Regions from separate parts of the Homo sapiens genome. Here region 2 is linked to region 1. A link is a loop called in an ENCODE intact Hi-C map of the cell type or tissue named here. Cell type or tissue: mammary epithelial cell. All regions are shown on one strand. Links, peaks and the distances in the headings refer to the core of each region. The heading gives the core; the rest is flanking DNA.

Region 1 (2,932 bases), core at 102-2,601:
AGCTTGGCCAAAAAAGCCAGTCTCAATTCTGTAACTAAAGAGAAGCCATTTATATCGAAGTTTAAAAACAAAAAATACATAGTGATGCATGTATACATGTATAATACAAAATTAAGATGGTTACATCTTTGAAGCAGAGCTGAGAATACAATCATGAACATCTGTGTACCTGGGTGGTGGGCACATGGATATTCTTTAAATGGTACATACTCATTTCACACATAACTTCGTTGCACCAGAGAAGACCTATTTGCTTACTATGCAATGGCAGCATATCTTTATTTTTATTTTATTTTATTTTTTTTTAGCAAGTTTGCCTTTTACAATAGAACTAGGACTGGGAAAAAAGGCAGTTTTTTGTTTTTTGTGTGTGTTTTTGTTTTTTGAGATGGAGTTTTGCTCTTGTCGCCCAGGCTGGAGTGCAGTGGCACAATCTTGGCTCACTGCAACCTCCGCCTCCTCGGTTCAAGCGATTCTCCTGCCTCAGCCTCCTGAGTAGCTGGAATTACAGGTGCCCGCCACCATGCCCAGCTAATTTTTTTTTTTTAATAGTAGAGACAGTGTTTCACCACGTTGGCCAGGCTAGTCTCGAACTCCTGACCTCAGGTGATTGACCCGCCTCGGTCTCCCAAAGTGCTGGGATTACAGGCATGAGCCACCATGCCCATCCTAAAAAGGCAAATTTATAACAACACTTATTATATGATGTGTTAACTCAAGATCATTTCTAATCCAGTATTCTTGGGAACTAAAGAGTATAAGAGCTTTTGTTGTTAAACTCAAGTATTCAATATTTTCTACAAGGACAGATAATACATTAGATTGATGCAAAAGTAATTGACGTTCTTACCATTGAAATTTTGTCATCTTTACTGACAAAATTCCTTAAGTACTTTCACTTTTTCACTTTGAAGGCACATATTCCCAACTAGGAAAGTATATCTGAGATGCTCTCTTCTTAACACTTCCTTACAGTTTAAAAGTTAGCACTTGTTGGAAGGCCCACTCTTTATATGTGAAAAGAAAGGAATTGAAGGTTACTAAATCTTTCCCATGTATGCTAGGATTTTACAAGCATTTCTGTTTTTGTTAAACCTCATCGTTTATTTGTCCTTTGTAGGCATGCACATTTTCCTTAAGATTCTTAGAATGAGTTTTATTTTTCTTGAGATTCTCTTAGGACTCTAAGCTGAAGCTATACCCAGTGATGTATAAATCAAAATATTTCCATTAGAGGGAGCCGTTTACCTAGATTAACCCTGGAATGTTAGTATCAGAACAGTATTTTGTAGGAATGTAAGGCATATACATATAATAAGCATATTTCCACCCCTTAAGGTCACTTACTTCAACATGCATTTTTACATGAAAATAATCTTGAAAACATTTTTTAGAGCAGTTTTAAAATTTCAATGCCATTCTCACCTTGGAATGCAGGAAACCTTCAAGATATTTCCTTAAGTCCAAGTACAGTGTTTATGATATAGACAGGACATTTCAAACGTTAATGTACATGTGTGTCTCCTGAGAATCTTGTTAAAATGCATCTCTTGATTCATTAAGTCTGGATTGGTCCTGAGATTGTGCGTTTCTCACAGGCTCCCAGGTGATGCCTCATTGTTTGTTTATGGACCTCACTCACTTTGAGTTAGCAAGGACCCAGAGAGTTCTTGGGAAATTGAAGTTCCCTTTTAACAACAATAACAAAATAGCATGTACACTTCACAAGATGTCAGAGGCTTTGTGTATTTTGTTTGCTTAAGTATCTCCAGTGCCCTGAACAATTCCTGAAACAGAGTAAATGCTCAGTAAATATTTGTTGAATGAATGAGGACATGTCTAATTGTTTTATGTATATTAACTCATTTAATCTTGACAGCCTCTGAGGTAAGTTCTATTATTCCTGGCTCACAGAGAAGCAAATAAGTCATATGTAGTGAAACCAGGATTTGAACCCAAATAATTGATCAGTGTGACTCAAGAGCCCATGCTTTAACAAAAATACTCTACTGTCACTGCCACCCGTTTTTAGGTAAGTTGTTACCAACACAGAGCTCAAGTATCAGACTGATACAGGTCATTATTGTCCAAAGGCCTGATATATCTGTTTATGGTTGCTTGTTTCTGTCTGATTGTGAGGTTTGCTATGCCACAACATAGAGTCCTGATGATGGTAGTCAAGACTGCACACTGTTGGTGTGCGGAGCATTTCCCCACTCTGATTGGGCTCACACATCGGGAGTGGGAAAGAAACAAGAGAGACATTCAGTCACTCAGGGTTAATGAAGGAACAAGGGGCCCACTAGTCCTTAACCCATTATCTAATGTGGTTAAGTCTTATAGTTTCATCAGCCAAAGGAATGAATTGTCATAATCCCAAATTAAAGATGATTAATAAAGACAGGAGCTCCTCAAGTGTTTGTTGGCAACCAGCCAAATGGAGTTATTTAATATCTATTTTTCAGGGTTTCTGCTGCACCAGAGATCAGTACTAAGCTATCTTCTGTGACTTTCTGATAGGAATTGCCATTCCAGTTAATCTTCATATTATCAGAAGAAAGTTTTATTTGGCGTTGTTACTTTTTCTAATCTTCCAAAGCCACCAATTTAATCTTACTTGCAAATCTGGCCAAAAAAAAATAGACGACTATTTCAAATTTTTCTATCTACCAGAAGTTTGCACATAAATGGTGGGATGTGTGGTATTAATAAATACATTTACTGTTCAATTAATCCGTTTTCTGTCCACAGCAAATTTGTTTTGCGGCTGAAAGTTAAATTCCTGTAGTTTTGTATTTAATATTGAATAATAATGTCCCAATTAAAAAAAATTTTTTTGTTGATTTTGCAATTTGGAAGGAGAAGTGCCAAGCAAAAGGGGGAAAAGAACCTTATAAAACCATCAGATCTCATGACAACTATCACAAGAACA
Region 2 (2,932 bases), core at 251-2,750, 110 kb after region 1:
GCGATTTGGAGGGTACAGACATCCAAACCGTATCAGGTACATACAAGAATTATTTTTGGACATTTTTTTCTTTGCATTTTTCTTTTTTTATGTACAGAAATTGATTTCTTTTCTTTCTTTCTTTTTGTTTTTTTTTTTTTTGAGACAGAGTCTTGCCCTGTCACCCAAGCTGGAGTGTAGTGACATGATCTTGGCTCACTGCAACCTCCGCCTCCTGGGTTCAAGTGATTGTCCTGCCTCAGCCTCCCAAGTAGCTGGGATTACAGGGGTCCTCCACCATGCCCAGCTAATTTTTGTATTTTTAGTAGAGATGGGTTTTCACCATGTTGGCCAGGCTGGCGTTGGACTCCTGACCTCAGGTGATCTGCCTGCCTCGGCCTTTCACAGTGCTGGGATTACAGGCATGAGCCACCATGCCCAGCCAAGAAATTGATTTCATTGGTCCAGGGTGGATACCACTATATTTTAAAACTCCTCAGCTGATTGTAACTAGCAGCCATTGTTGAGAACCTATAGCATCACACTACATGAATGCTTGTTATAAATGGAGAATCTCAAATCCTATCCCAGTCCTACTGAATCAGAATCCGTATTTTAATAAGATCCCAAGATGCTCTGGGCTTTGTATGCACAGTATAATTGGAGAAGCACTGTCTAGACTAATTAAATATCTACCAGTGGCCACAGAGTCTACTAGGGCTGTATTTCTCAAAATGTGATTCCAGGACCAGTGGCATCACCTGGGAATTTGTTAAAAATGCAAATATTTGAGCTCCACCCTAGACCTTCTGAATAGAACACTGTGGGAGTGGAGCCCAGTAGTCTGTGGTTTAACAAGTTCTCCAGGTGATTCTCATACATAATATAGTTTAGAAGCATTGCGCCAGGAGTCTCTCATGAGGTTTGAAACTGCTGAATTGAGGAAATTGATTCAGCAAGTCCTTTTTTAAAACACATACTCCTGAAGTGAAGTGTCATTGATGTCTGCAACTTTCAAATGGTTTAGCAAAAGAAAAAAATTGTATAAGGCTATGTGGAGAGAGAGAGAAAGCAAATGCTATATTTGTTATCATTTACCTTTTATAAATGATACAACCTAGGTTCAAAAAGAGCATCTAGTTCAAAAAGAGTATCCAAATTAGAATTTGAGCCTCTATACCCTGTGCATATCACCACAAACTGGAGTGTGATTCTCTTTTTTGTGTTAGCTTGCCTGGCCTATCATCCCAGGCATCTGGGAATGTGACTGTGTTGCATTCCACAGGCCCAGGAGCAAGCTTGAAAATGTAGTAATTGATTTCCATTGTTATGAGTCACAACTCTTTCCTTGCTCATGCACACATGCACACACCCCTTCATTATCATCATTCCTTTTATTAAACTTTTAGTGTATGTCTGAGAGTGTTTGTGTTTAGCTCTGATTAGAAGCAGAAATATGCTTGATTTGAATAGCCCAGACTTTCTATTTGAGTTTTGAGGGCAGTTTTTAACTAATGTTAAAAACTTGTCCTGTTGATGGCCTGAGATTTAGGATTGATTCCGAAGCAACAGGGATTATTAATTAAATATTTCACATATTTTGTACTTTTCCTCAGTCCACAAAACATTTGTGGTGATCAAAGATTACCGTTCAGTAAGTTGCTTTTCTTCTTGTAACATCTTTTCAAAGTTTTAATCCAAATTAGGTTTGAATGGATTCTTTAGGTTGATGGCTTTTCTTATAGCATTTATTTATTCCTACCTGATGATTAAAGCATCATATTTAAGAATTGTTTTGCTTTGAATCATTGACCTCTTAGAGCTGTTCTTCTGTTCTATGAGTTTAATTGAACTCATAGTGGTGTTTTAAAATAATGTGTAAAAGAGCATCAGGAGACAGAGCCAAAATGGTTTTATTTGCTTTTATACAAACTAAATTGCCCTTGTGACCCAACATAAAATTTAAGTGCTAAGAGCAGTTATTTATTTTGACAAAAGAATTAATTGAGTCTAAAACAGTTAAAATTCCAGTTGTAGCAAACTATTCATTAAGACTCTCACTCTGGCTTTAGTACTGTCAAAAAAAATAACTTGTCTTATGATTAAATAGCAGAATGATGGGCAGTGGACTGCATTTGAAGGAGATGCTGAATAAACTTTCCACTTGTGAAACAGTTCAGAAGTGACATGCTACAGGGGGGGTCAGAATGTGCATTGATATCCAGCTGAGTTGTCAACTGGCACTGAGCCAGGCACGCAAAGCCTTGCCATGTGAAGCGGCATGTGGAGCATATGCCATTTGTAAAAGAAAATCTTGTTCATGCATGATTTAATGGTTTTTTTAAAAAGGTAGTATTTAGTTTTATTATGCCAGAAATCATTATTTCTATCTTTAATAGAAAAGTTTGTGTGGATGGTACTCAATTTAAAATTTTTAATATATATTTTTTGATTTGAAGTGATTTGGCATCTTTCAAAATGTGTTTTTTTTGGACATTTTTCTATTTCAAATGGATTTTAAGAGGATGTTTAGAAAACATAAGAGAAATCAAGATATGTTTACTATAGGAAAAGAGTTTTGTGAGAACAAAAAGGAGAATTTTGTTTAAAGGGACTGATTTTATGGAGTTAAGAGATGTCTTTACTGTTTTCACATGTATGAAGTCATCCAAAGATTTTACAAATCTTTTTTTCTGTATGTACCATATTTGCTAAGATGATGATGTAAAAGTCCTTCTAGATAATATATATTTAGTATTTGTAAACAAGGCAATTTGGCATTGGTGTTTTGTTTTTATGGTACTTACTTTTTTCTACTCTCTAGAGTAAGCGTGTGGCCTGAGCATTAGAGATTCTGTAAATAGTTAATGGGTAGAAATTATGTGGATGTGTAGCTGTAGGAGAATTTTTGACTAACCACATGCCTGATTGCCTTTTTTTGGTAAACCCTTTC

What was found. Hi-C counts contacts between places; a loop is a spot of excess contacts. Peaks named below come from ENCODE experiments on the same cell type or tissue, not always from the same donor. Only the 100,000 strongest peaks of a DNase experiment are listed, where the experiment ranks them.
Region 2: it touches region 1 in a loop (6-fold over the local background); 3 of 110 quality-filtered maps call a loop at or near these places.

What each region holds. Positions count from the first base shown.
Region 1 is chr5:72,919,652-72,922,583 of GRCh38, forward strand. No RefSeq gene overlaps it. Among named protein-coding and RNA genes, the nearest start is that of FCHO2-DT, 35 kb to the right of the region's middle. In mammary epithelial cell, for the core only: a CTCF peak has its summit at 1,232 (motif pointing right); no DNase peak of the experiment used is centred there.
Region 2 is chr5:73,029,919-73,032,850 of GRCh38, forward strand. The region is part of intron 8 of FCHO2 (FCH and mu domain containing endocytic adaptor 2); the gene reads left to right. Among named protein-coding and RNA genes, the nearest start is that of FCHO2, 75 kb to the left of the region's middle. In mammary epithelial cell, for the core only: no CTCF peak of the experiment used is centred there; DNase peaks (open chromatin) are centred at 1,283 and 2,193; H3K27ac peaks cover 1,993 bases.